Linked DNA regions of Homo sapiens: region 2 is linked to region 1. Evidence: chromatin contacts called from ENCODE Hi-C data. All regions are on one chromosome and are shown on one strand. Each heading gives the region's core, a stretch centred on a gene start or an enhancer-like site at or near the end of the contact. The rest is flanking DNA. Distances are from core to core; before and after follow the strand shown. Region 1 has its middle 55 kb from the start of MTPN. Region 2 overlaps LOC349160 (a long non-coding RNA gene).

Region 1 (5,975 bases), core at 3,413-5,912:
ACCTCTAGCACCTATTACAGTGCCTGGCTCAATTTGCTTTATAAAGGAATAAGACACATGAAGAAATTAGTTTATATAAAAGCAGTAGGTCAGCGATCTTTTCCTTTCTGTACTAGGCTATACTGTGATCATTTGAGTAGAATGGAAAGCAGTGATAAAATTTTCTTGAAGGAAATAGTTGGGTATATCTGGCTCCCTGAGTTTTGCAATTGCTAAACTTTTGTTTATTTTTCTCCCCGTGAATATGGATGGGAGGTAGAAGGTTAATTACTATGACATTTTTTTTCTAATATATCTCAAACCTAGGTGTTAAAACAAGCATGTGTTGGCTTTTAGTCATTGTTTGTTTCAGAGGGCACATTACTATTTTGTGCCTCTGGGTATAAGGCATTTCTCTTCTTTCTGAGTTCTCTGTTTTTAATTATTATTATTCTTTGGTTTTACAAAGTGTGATATTCACCCCATGTATAATGCTCTTTCTGGACACTTTAATTCATGGAAGAACATTTTCTCCAATGATTTTTAGGGAAAAACAGTAGTTATGCTAAGATTATCTAACAGCAGGGGTTCCTAATTTTATCTTAAGTCATAGATTCCCTTGAGTGTCTAGTCCAAGCTATGTAATAATTGCATTGAAAAATGCATCTACACACACAAACATGTTTTGGGTACATGTTAATGAACTGGCTAAAGCCCATTCATGAGCCCTACACACTTAAGAACCATTATTCTGCAATGCTCATACACACCTTGGGGAATTCCCTTATTCTCCACCCATGAATTTGACAAACCAAACATTTTTGATGGAGGGGGCACATTTAGGTCCAGAGCATGAGAATTCAGTTCCCCTTACCCCTCAAAATAAGAGCTGAAGGTCTTCCTCCACCCTGAGATTGTCTAGTCTTAATAGTTATGTTATATAATACCTTCCATCATTGAAGTGCTCTCTTTTTTTTTGGTGATAACCAAATATTTTTGTATGAGGTATTTGGTTATCACCAAAAAATGTTTATTTCTTCAAAGAACTCATGATACCATTAGGAAGGTAAGACAGATGGAAACAGTTTATTAATCTACACACTGAATTCCTTGCTCTAGATGACATCAAAATAAGTAAGACCTATTTTTGTACTTAAAACACATATGATCTGCTTAGAGGGATGTTGGAAATAGACAAATGGCATTGACACAAAGGTAAATAAAATAAGGGTTGGAAGAGTCATTTGAAACTGGTGAGACAGGTAGGTTTGATGATAAAGGGAGAGGGTGAGGGTGGCAGATTGGACCTCTATGCCTGCTCTCTGTTAAGTTTCCCAGGAGCTCCATGGGGGCCTAGGCTAGCAGCAGACAGAATGTCTGTATTTGTAGCACTGCCAAAATCGAAAGACCTATGAGATCCTTGAATACAGGGTTTGAGCCTTACTCGTGTTTAAAAAGTTTCTTTAGGGTATGGCTCAGTATTTGCCAAACAGGAGCTGCTAATAAATGTTGGTTGCATAGAGTTTGAAACAAAACAAACAAAACAAAACAAAATAGCACCCCTTGCCAAAATGACAACAACAACCAACAAAGAAACATAAAAGCCTATTGACACACACTGTAGTCATAAATGCTAACCAAGGAGTTACTTAGGTCTTGGCCACTAGGATTTGACTGCCTAATACAGACACGCTGTGGTACACATGGGAAATGCTTTGTACATACCGTGGTCCTCCTTAGTGAGCCTACTATGTCTTTGTGGAGAAATAATCCAATTCATTTCAGAAAACAGTGTAAAGAGGAGAATCTCTAATTGGTTATTTCTGTGTATGACTTTTTGTTTTGTTTAATTTCCTATTTGGTACATGACAATTTGGCTGATAATCATCTGAAAAATGTTGAGTTGCTTGTGAGCTGTTATAAATTACTTCTTTATACACAGCCCATCTTTTATTATAATATAGAGATATAATACTTAGATATAGCTGCTTTTATTTGTTCTTTGCCATAACATTTGCTAGTAATTTTTTTTCATTATTGGCAATGCTTACATAATGACATACTAATACCTACAGGAATGAATCACAGTTCATCTCGCAGATTTATGGCATGCCTACAGAAAAAGTACCTTATGATGCAAACCTGAAAGTTTAAATAATCTCCTGAAAGTTCCACAATCAGGTAAGCAAGCAAATGTGGTTTAGAGGTCAAAAGAAAAAATGAATCAGTTTAAACTCTTTTCTTCTTTATATCAATAATGAAACAAGAAGGATTGGGAAATGCTGTTAGCAAGCAGATAAATCATTTCTTCATAGCACAGTCGAAATAGAAAGCTTCCACTTGTGGGAGGGTTCATGTATACCTTTTGCACGTAAGCTCTCTCTTCTTCCTACACTTGGGCTAGCAACAAGAGTGCGGTTCTGCAGATCTGCTTGGATTCTAGGCAGAGTTTTTCAAAGCATCCCCTTTGCTTTTCAGCCACTTACATTTGTCATGGTCCTTGGTTGTGTTGGCCAGTTTTCTCCCATTCATAGCTATCCTTAGAGTTCAGTAAGACCTTAGCAAGTATTTTGGTAGGAGGAGGGAGACTATGTGGTTATGACTTTATTTTTCTTTTCTTCCTTTCTTTTTATCCCCCCGCATGCCTATTCTCCACCTTTCTGGTCCCTCTTTGTGTGTCTTTATCCTTGTTTCTCTCTTTCTGTCTTCTACCTGGCTCTCTGTATCTGTGCCCATGTCTCTGTCTCTTTTCTTCTTTTACTTGCCTCTCACTCCTCACATATTTATTATGCATTACCATATGCCAGGCACTGAGTTAGGGGTTGGGGATGATAAAGATGATATAAAAGATGGTTATGCTTTCCAGAGTTCCCAGTGTAATGGTGCAGGTGTTGAGAGGAGGGAAAGACGTGAAAAAAGTGAGGGCCTGTAATCCCAGCACTTTGGGAGGCTAAGGCAGAAGGATCACTTGAGCCCAGGAGTTTGAGACCAGCTTAGGCAACATAGGGAGACCCCATCTCTACCAAAACCAAAACCAAAACCAAAACAGAAACCAGAAAAAAAAATTAGCTGGATGTGGCGGCATGCACCTGTGGTCCCAGCTACTAGGGAGGCTGAGGTGGAAGGACCGCTTGAACCCAGGAGGTTGAGGCTGCTGAGCCGTGATTGTGCCACTGCACTCCAGCCTGAATGACAGAGCAGGACTCTCTCTCTCTCTGTCTCTCTCTCTCTCTCACACACACACACACACACACACACACACACACACACTAATAGAGTTATAAATGAGATGCTATAGTAAGACAAAGAAGTATTTAACTCTGAAAAGATCAGGGTGAGTTAAAATCTGAAATAAGTCCTGAAGGATAAGCAGGCATTTTCCACATGAACAATCGTGGCCCCAACAGAGGCCATTCCATGGGTGGTGGTGTGTACGAAGGTCTGGAGGCGAGAAAATGCAAACATTATGGAAATGGCAAACAGAGCACCTATATTTAGTCCACTCACAACCAAAAATAAAGGGTAGATCACAGAGCAATAGTGTCTACAAATGGAATAGTAATTTTTACCTACGTACCTACATAAGTCCTGTGCAACTGGCGCATTTTTGGTTTGTTTTTGTTTTTCTACCAATAATCACCCTCAAATGCATGTAATGTAGCTGTGTTAGGAGGTGATTCTCCTCCACGGTCTGAATTATTGGCATTAGGCTGAGAGGATCCCCTTTATTCCTCTAACCAAAAAGATTTATGCTGAGTCTTTCCTAAACCGAAAGTATAATAGAAGCCAAATGTTGGGGACTTGAGGGCAACCTATACACTACTCCACTTTCTTTCCACCTAGTTCTGAACCAATTATGAGAGAGATAATGAGTAAGGCAGATGAAATTCCAAATAGCCCCTTTATTAGTAATAAAGGCTAGTTTGGAGAATGTGGGTCAGGCATATGGCAATAATAATTTCCTGGCTCCTTTCTCCAATTTGGGGAGACTCACCTACCTAGGTAGGGCTAGAAAACCATGGACATCTCTGCAATCCTGATGAAACAGAGCATCAGACCAGAGGTGTCTGCCAGCAAGCAGAGAAATGGGAAAATAAGGCTGAAGAATGCCTGCTTTGTTTCTTTTCCAAACTCACTCATCATATAGATCATTCCACTTACCATGGAATAAAATAAGTGAGTGCGTGGGGAGAGGTCATGTGTGTTATATTGATGATGTCCCATGGAAACTTGAAGAGAGGTAAAAGAAGGTTCCCATCACCAACTCCTTGACTAATATGTATCACCCCTTTTCCCCATTGCAGGAGGTTGACATTTGGGTGAGAGTGTGTGAGAAATGTCTTTTCAATAAAAATGTGAGCATTTTAATTCGAATCCCTGGCATGAACTAGTAGGACAAGCAGAGATACCTTTTGTAAACACAGTTTGTAGCTGAGCTCTTTCTTAAAGTAGAGGCATAGCAAGTTGACCTCTGAAGAACCTTCTGGATGTGTGGCTCTGGAGTACTCTATTAAAATGAGTAGATTGAGAAACACTAATGTTATAGTTCAGAAAGCAGGAGAGACCCAGGCCTTTAGAAGCTATCTAGAATTGAGCAGGAGATTGGAGATGTGCGGCAGTCTGACCTTTTGAGTAGGCTTTAAATTTGAAAAGCAGGCTGTCAGATTGTTACTGAAACTTTGTTTAGTACATAGTGTTCCGGTAACATTTAACTGCACTTTATCAAGCTCACTCGTCTCATCTCCAGCTCCCAGGGACTCTTTGCTTTCCCTCTGATGTAGATTCTGCTGGGGTGCTGTGTTCTTTCAAGATAAGACAGCTGCTCTACTCTAGCTTAGAGATGACTGCATTTTAGTGTCCTTGATTTTCTTAAACAGTTGAAACAAGATTTACAATTTAATTAGCAAGGAGCTGTAATCTGTCAGAGTACCATGCCTTTAATAGCTGCAGAGGCATGCCTGTAGGGGCAAGGGGACTGTAGCTTTTCCAGTGAAGTCCTACTTAAGTCCAGAAAATTTACTGTGACCCGTCACATTGCTTTTCTGCTTCTATGGCTTTGTCTCCTTTTGTCCCTGCTGTTGCTGTTGGATGCTCCCCCAGTTTTTTCTCCTTGTTCCTTGGCTGCTCGCCCCGAGGTTACCCTGATTCCACTTTCCCTTAATGACAATACATCTTTAAAGTTGTAGAGCATACCAGTCATTTGGGGTGGGAGGTGAGGGGACGGTCTTCTTTAAAATGCAGATTCCTGGGCTGTACCTCCAAGATGCTGACTTGTTAGGTCTGTGATGTGGTCCAGGAATCTCACTTTGACCTAGCACCCCTAGAGATTCTGAGGCAAGGTCGTCCAACAACCTAACTTTGAAAAACCCTGCCAAGTACGATGCTCTAGTGTCCTGCTTATGCTCTCTTCAGTATGTGACCTTGGTCCACCTCTCATCTTAGTCCTCACTACTGTCATTTAGGTGCTAAAAACCGGAAGGGCCTTGGCTTCTGTAGCTTGAGAAGCTTGAGATAAGACATATTCTAGGCTGTATGTTGAGGAAGAGAATCAAATTGGTGAGGTGTTTTGAGATTAAAGGGACAGGCTGATGACACTGTTAGCATGCACTTTCCATAAAGCTGGAGGTCTCTGGTAGAGTTCAGCTCTGTTCAGTTTAATAGCCAGTTACCCCCAGTCTCTGTGCTTCATGCTGGTGGCCCAGCTCTCTAGGAGCATAGGGTTTTAAGCAGGTCCCTGTTAGAGCCCAGTTTTTCCTCCCCAAAAAGCCTATTAAGAAGTTGGTTGCCAGCTGGGCGCAGTGGCTCACGCCTGTAATCCCAGCACTTTGGGAAGCTGAGGCGGGCAGATCACCTGAGGTCAGGAGTTCGAGACCAACCTGACCAACATAGAGAAACCCCATCTCTACTAAAAATACAAAAATTAGCTGGGCATGGTGGCGCATGCCTGTAATCCCAGCTACCCGGGAGGCTGAGGCAGGAGAATCGCTTGAACCCGG
Region 2 (5,732 bases), core at 2,017-4,516, 1.0 Mb after region 1:
ACCAATATGATGTTGAGAGTGCAATCAAGAGTCTGTATATATTCCTAGGACCCACCCAAAACCATGAAATCAGAATCACTGGAAATATATGTTTCTTAACAAAGTACAATAAGAGAGTCTTATGATCCATCCAAACTGAAAAAGGAAACCAGGCAGATTTGGTTGACTCTTGTTTTCCTGTTTCTATTCCCCTGAACAGATGAAGATCAAGAGGCATTCCCTACAACCTCAACAGAAACTCTTATTATTAAAGAAGACCACTCTACATGTGTGCATGCGCACACACACACACATACATACCCCACTAAGAATTAGAAGAACCTCCATTACCCCCATCAATTGCCTTCACTCTACATGTAGACAACATGTGAGAAGCAAAAGAGAGAACCATGAGATCACAGTCCTTAGGACATGTCCAGTGCTTGTGCTAAGACATTAATTCTCTTCCTTTCAAATAAGGAAATGGAGGGGTCTTTTCCCTTCCCCAAACCAAAGAAAAGAGATTTCAAAAATATCACTTGTCAAGACTACAAGTGCAAGACTACACGACTCAATTGCCAGTTGCTAAGAGGGCCTGGGACATTCTGCCAGTGTTGAGATCTATGAGGAAGAAATGGTGCTATAGGTTCAGCCAGATAGAGATCTCCCACAGGATGTGAGAGAACTGTGCAGCGTTCCATGCAAGTTTCAGCATGTTGACACTTGCTTCCTAAGACCATGAAGTGGCACTCAGTGTCAGGCAGAGGGATGGGAACTATGAGAAATCATGCAAGTGGCATCACTTCTCCACTCTTGCCAATCACAACCCTCAACACTAGAGGAGTTATACATTGATATAGGAAGATAATCTGGGTTCCAAGACAGAGCAAACCTCCTTGAGCCCTGCCTTCCTGCCCTTTCCCCTCCCAGGGATTGAAGGAGAGTGAAAGAGCATCCTGCCCACTCCAAGTATCTCAAGCCAAGGCCTACCTGGTACTAGTGGGAGAAAGGAAGATGACATTTAAGTGGGAGTGTGAAAGGTGTTTTAAACTGAATTTACATTAATTGAAACTGGCAGGAAAAGCCACAGAAGCTGCCAGTGGGTTGTTAAGGATAGAAAAAAAGTATTCGTTAAAATAAGTTTAAAAAAAAAGAGGAAAAATATAAAGAATACTTTTTCATATTAGTATCCTTGCTCAATATCCTGGTTACACACATAATATAGTCAGACATGACTATTCCTACCACATGTGAGTAAGGTACCAGTTCCAGATTCTCCAGTTACATAGAAATATTTAGGTCTGTAGCCCCAGATACTCAGGAGGCTGAGGCTGGAGGATCACTTGAACCCAGGAGGTTGAGGCTACAGTGAGCTGTGATCTTGCCACTGCACTCCAGCATAGGTGACAGAGCAACACCCTGTCTTAAGAAAAAGAAAAAAATATTTAGGTTACATACAAAGATGATTCAAAATAAGACTTACCTACAAGAAAGTTTGGATAATGTATCTGTAGCACAAAAATCAAGAATTTTGGAGGGAGTTGGTTTACATGCAATTCTGAATTTTTGTTTTGAAACAGGGTCTTTCTGCTGCCCAGGCTAGAGTGCAGTGGCAAGATTATGGCTCACTGCAGCCTCAACTTCCCAGGCTCTAGAAATCATCTCACTTTAGCCTCCAGAGCAACTGGGATTACAGGTGTGTGCCACCACGACAAAATATGCTTTTCTTTTCTTTGTTTTGTTTTTTGTTTTGTTTCGAGACAGGGTCTCACTCTGTGGCCCAGACTGGAGTGCAATGGCACCATCGCGGCACACCGCAACCTCTGCTTCCTAGGCTCAAGTGATTCTCCTGCCTCAGTCTCCTGAGTAGCTGAGATTACAGGCATAAGCCACCACACCTGACCAAGTTTTTCTTTTTTACATTTTTTGTAGAGATGGGGGTCTCACTATGTTGACCAGGCTGGACTCAAACTTCTGGGATTAAGTGATCCCCCCACCTAGACCTCCCAAAGTACTGGGACTATAGGCATGAGCCACATATCCAAATTTGTTAAACTGATAAATTCATCAGAATTTGTGAATTCTGATAAATTCACAAATTCTGATATACATTTATAAATTCTGATTAATTTTATTAGATTTAGCATATAATCGTACCATTAAGTATGTGGTTAAACTTAGCCTATGATCTTACCATTAAGTATGTGGTTAAAAAAACTATTATGGGCTAAAATCATGTTAAATGGAAAAATTTAGATATTTAGAGAGTTTATGTAACTCTAATCCTTACAAAAAGCAAATAATGTTGATGCAGCCGTTAAAAAGCAATGCAATCTTAGGCCAGGCCAATAAAAGTAGTTTGTAATTTCAACACAGGATTCATAGTCCCACTGCAGCCCAAACTAAGTGATCCCTCCCTGGGTAATCACATTTTAGGACAATCACGAACAGGTTGATTCTATCAACAGTAGAGTGACCAGACTAGTGAAGATTCTGAAGGCAATACCACATGTTGAGCAGATGAGGAAAACTCATGGGTTTAACTTAGGATCATAGTAGGACAATCATAACAGCTCTTTCATTGATTTGAAGGGTTGTCATATAGTAGAAAGGAAGTGCTGTCTTTTAATGCTCCAAAAAACAAGAACACAAAAAAAAGAAGTTAGCAAGGATGGCTGTAGGGTTGAACAAGCCTTCTTCCCCACAGTGGTGGTGGCAGTGGGCGTGTGCTAAGTTTCTCACGGCTGGGGTTTCCCAGCAAAGGCTCGCTGACCATCTGTCAGAGATGCAGCAGAAAGACTTCCTGCACCAGGTGGGAGAATCCAGTACATGATCCCCAGGTTTCCTGCCAGCTCTAAAAGCCTATGTTTCTAATTGGACCACATACACATGGCCTCCCTTCACCTTTCTCTCCCATAAATATGAAAAAATTCTTTTAGAACAATGTAAAGGTGGAACTTTGTTTCTATGTTAACACAAAAGGGAAAACGAAAACAGAGCATGATTCTCAAGGTGATCCAATCTATGATGGCATTATTCATGCGGTTGTGCTCCTTCACAGATTTTATTTTCCCCTTTTTCTTTCCTTTTCTTTATTCTTTGCTTGCCTTTTTTTTTATGGAGGAGGAGGAGGAGGAAAAGAAGACTGATCTGGAAATTGCAAGCTTCTATGATTACATGCATAGAAATCATATTTTGGTACACCACAAAATAGTGTCATGACTTTCTTTGTATATAAGTATTTCCATCAAAGTTAGTACGATAGATGGCATGTTTTGATTATTAGTGATTTTATATTTATTTGTATTCATGTGCCTCCATTGCTAAGGACATGTCTAGACCACTTTCAAAGTCTAGAACCTGGAATTCCTCAGTGCAACCTGTTTGGTTAAATGAATTGCAAATCAGCTTTATAAAACATATGTTTTTTTTCTTATTAGTATGTAAAAGTCTACAGATGCCTTAAAACATTTCATTCATGCCTAAATTGGCAGGAATTTTTTTATTCCTTTTGGTTAATACCCTTCTCCCTGGGGTTCATGCAGAACTAATGCCAAACTTACTCAATGTGGTTAGCTTATGTTTGTGCAACAAGCTTATCATCCACGATGAACACATGGCTTTTAGGCACAGAAATTAATCAGTGCTGGAGAGACACAGTGCTGGCATGGATTCCAGGCTGTCTGCTTGCATAAGCCTGCACTTGGGATCTATTACACAAAGCAGGATCCAGGATTACAGAGCACAGAATCCCAATCATAGATCTTTGCCAGCCTCAAACTTTGCAGAAAATGTCTAACTGTTTTTGGGGAAAAGAGTGAGAAATATGGGTGGATAGTTAAAATTGGGTTAGTAATATGCCTTTTATAGAGGGCTCATGTGAGATTCAAATAGAATATTACATGCAAAACACTTTAATAATGTATGCCTTTCTTCATTTAAAAAAAGGACTTGAAGTAGTTTACAGTGACACATAAATATGGCAAGGTACCATAAATTTGAAATAGATAAAGAAGAAAAAAGCACAGAGCCATTTAAGGTAGCCAAGAATGAGGCTAATGTAAGTCTTGCGTCCTTGTTCTTGCTTTTTGGCAAAATCAGATTTGATCATTTTATCAGTCAATATATGAAGATTTCAAATCAGTTCCATAGTGCCAATGTCCATATGATTAAATTGCTCAAGAGATGGACAGGTATTCCCTAGATTATGGTAGTAGGAAGTTTATTTTGTGAGTCTTCCAAAATAGAACACTGTCTATTACAGTGAACAACATATCCTTCTCAACAACTTAGTAACATTTTCAGAGCCCAACTATGCCATATTGTGATACATTCAAAGCCATCCTGGAAGATTCAATAATCCACACAAGGTTCACAGCTCTCTGCTGATTTGTCTTCATCCAGAATGGCAAGTACAAGGAATAATGAACTGGTTGCTGTGAAAGCATTTTATAAATTGCAGAACAGTATGTAAATGCAAGGCATAATAATTTTCATTATCCTCTTGACTTTGAAAGCCAGGTGGTGAACTTGACACTTAAGTAATCCCCAACAGGAAACCTAAAATACTAACAACAAAGAAGACGACTATAAGAAATCTTATCTTCCTTTTGTTTCTGTTTTGCTGGTTAACGCTTTTCCTTTCAAATAGGTATGACAGTTGCACATTAGTATCTAAACTGGGAGATCAATCAGTGATTGTTCAATTTGTGGAAAAGTAATTGTGGATTTTGCCATCCTTTTTTTTTTTTTTTTTTCTGAGACAGAGTTTTTCTCTTATTGCCCAGACTGGAGTGCAATGGCGTGATCTCGGCTCACCACAAACTCCACCTCCCAGGTTCAAGCAATTCTCCTGCCTCAGCCTCCCGAGTAGCTGGGATTACAGGCATGAGCCACCACGCCTGGCTAATTTTTTATTTTTAGTAGAGATAGGGTTAATTCCATGTTGTCAGGCTGGTCTTGAACTCCTGACCTAAGGTGATCCACCTGCCTCGGCCTCCCAAAGTGCTGGGATTACAGGCATGAGCCACCACTCCTGGCCGGATTTTGCCATTACTTTTAATGGCAAAACCACGATTATTTTTGCACCAACCAAATACAAACATCCTCTAAGGTAATGACTCTCTGAACTTACTGGATTTCCTGCCTATCGTAGACAGGCAGATTCTCATAGTAGGGAGAGATGATTTACTCATGCAACAAAAACACAACATGAAAAATCTAAAATATCAAATAATTTAAAATGTTATTTGCATATTTGAATGTGGGTATATGTAATATTTTAGAAAGCACCAGTAATTCAAACCAAAGACAGATACTGCGTAATGACATAAAAACTGACCTCTGCTATCAAAGTCTTTTGTTACAACTTCCTACTGAAAATGGTCTTTGTTACATTGAGTTTAACCCAAAATACATCTATCTGGCTCCAGTATCTTCCCTCTCTAAAGATACTATCTATTTTGCTCTCCCATTTATGAGGGGCAGAACAGAAGAGTTTTGTTTTGACACTTTTAGTTTATTAATAGTTTAGTTTTAAATTTAAAGTAACCGCCTTAAAAAATAAATAAAATAACTTTCTTGATTCCTGAATAGACAGAGAAACAAGAAATGTTTCTTAATTATTGATTAAATATTCTTCAGTCTCTACTATGAACCACAATTTCTTGTCATCACAGAAAACAATAATATTAAAAATAATGAAAACAATTTTGGACAGTTTACTCAGCCAGGCACCATGCTAAGTTCTTTAT

What was found. A loop is a pair of places that touch in the nucleus more often than their neighbours do. Pooled maps may share reads with other maps.
Region 2: a pooled map shows a loop between it and region 1 (5-fold over the local background). The contact joins two enhancer-like sites. A Hi-C loop is called at or near these places in 9 of 50 pooled maps.

Annotation. Positions count from the first base shown.
Region 1 is chr7:136,028,874-136,034,848 of GRCh38, forward strand. It overlaps a transcript of LOC105375523 not described here. Among named protein-coding and RNA genes, the nearest start is that of MTPN, 55 kb to the left of the region's middle. Within about 2 kb of position 4,663, at least 7 of the 41 ENCODE cell types and tissues checked have a DNase peak (open chromatin) inside an H3K27ac peak, as active enhancers do.
Region 2 is chr7:137,078,290-137,084,021 of GRCh38, forward strand. The region is part of intron 1 of LOC349160 (a long non-coding RNA gene); the gene reads right to left. Among named protein-coding and RNA genes, the nearest start is that of MIR490, 180 kb to the left of the region's middle. RefSeq lists a silencer at 2,685-2,877. Within about 2 kb of position 3,267, at least 3 of the 41 ENCODE cell types and tissues checked have a DNase peak (open chromatin) inside an H3K27ac peak, as active enhancers do.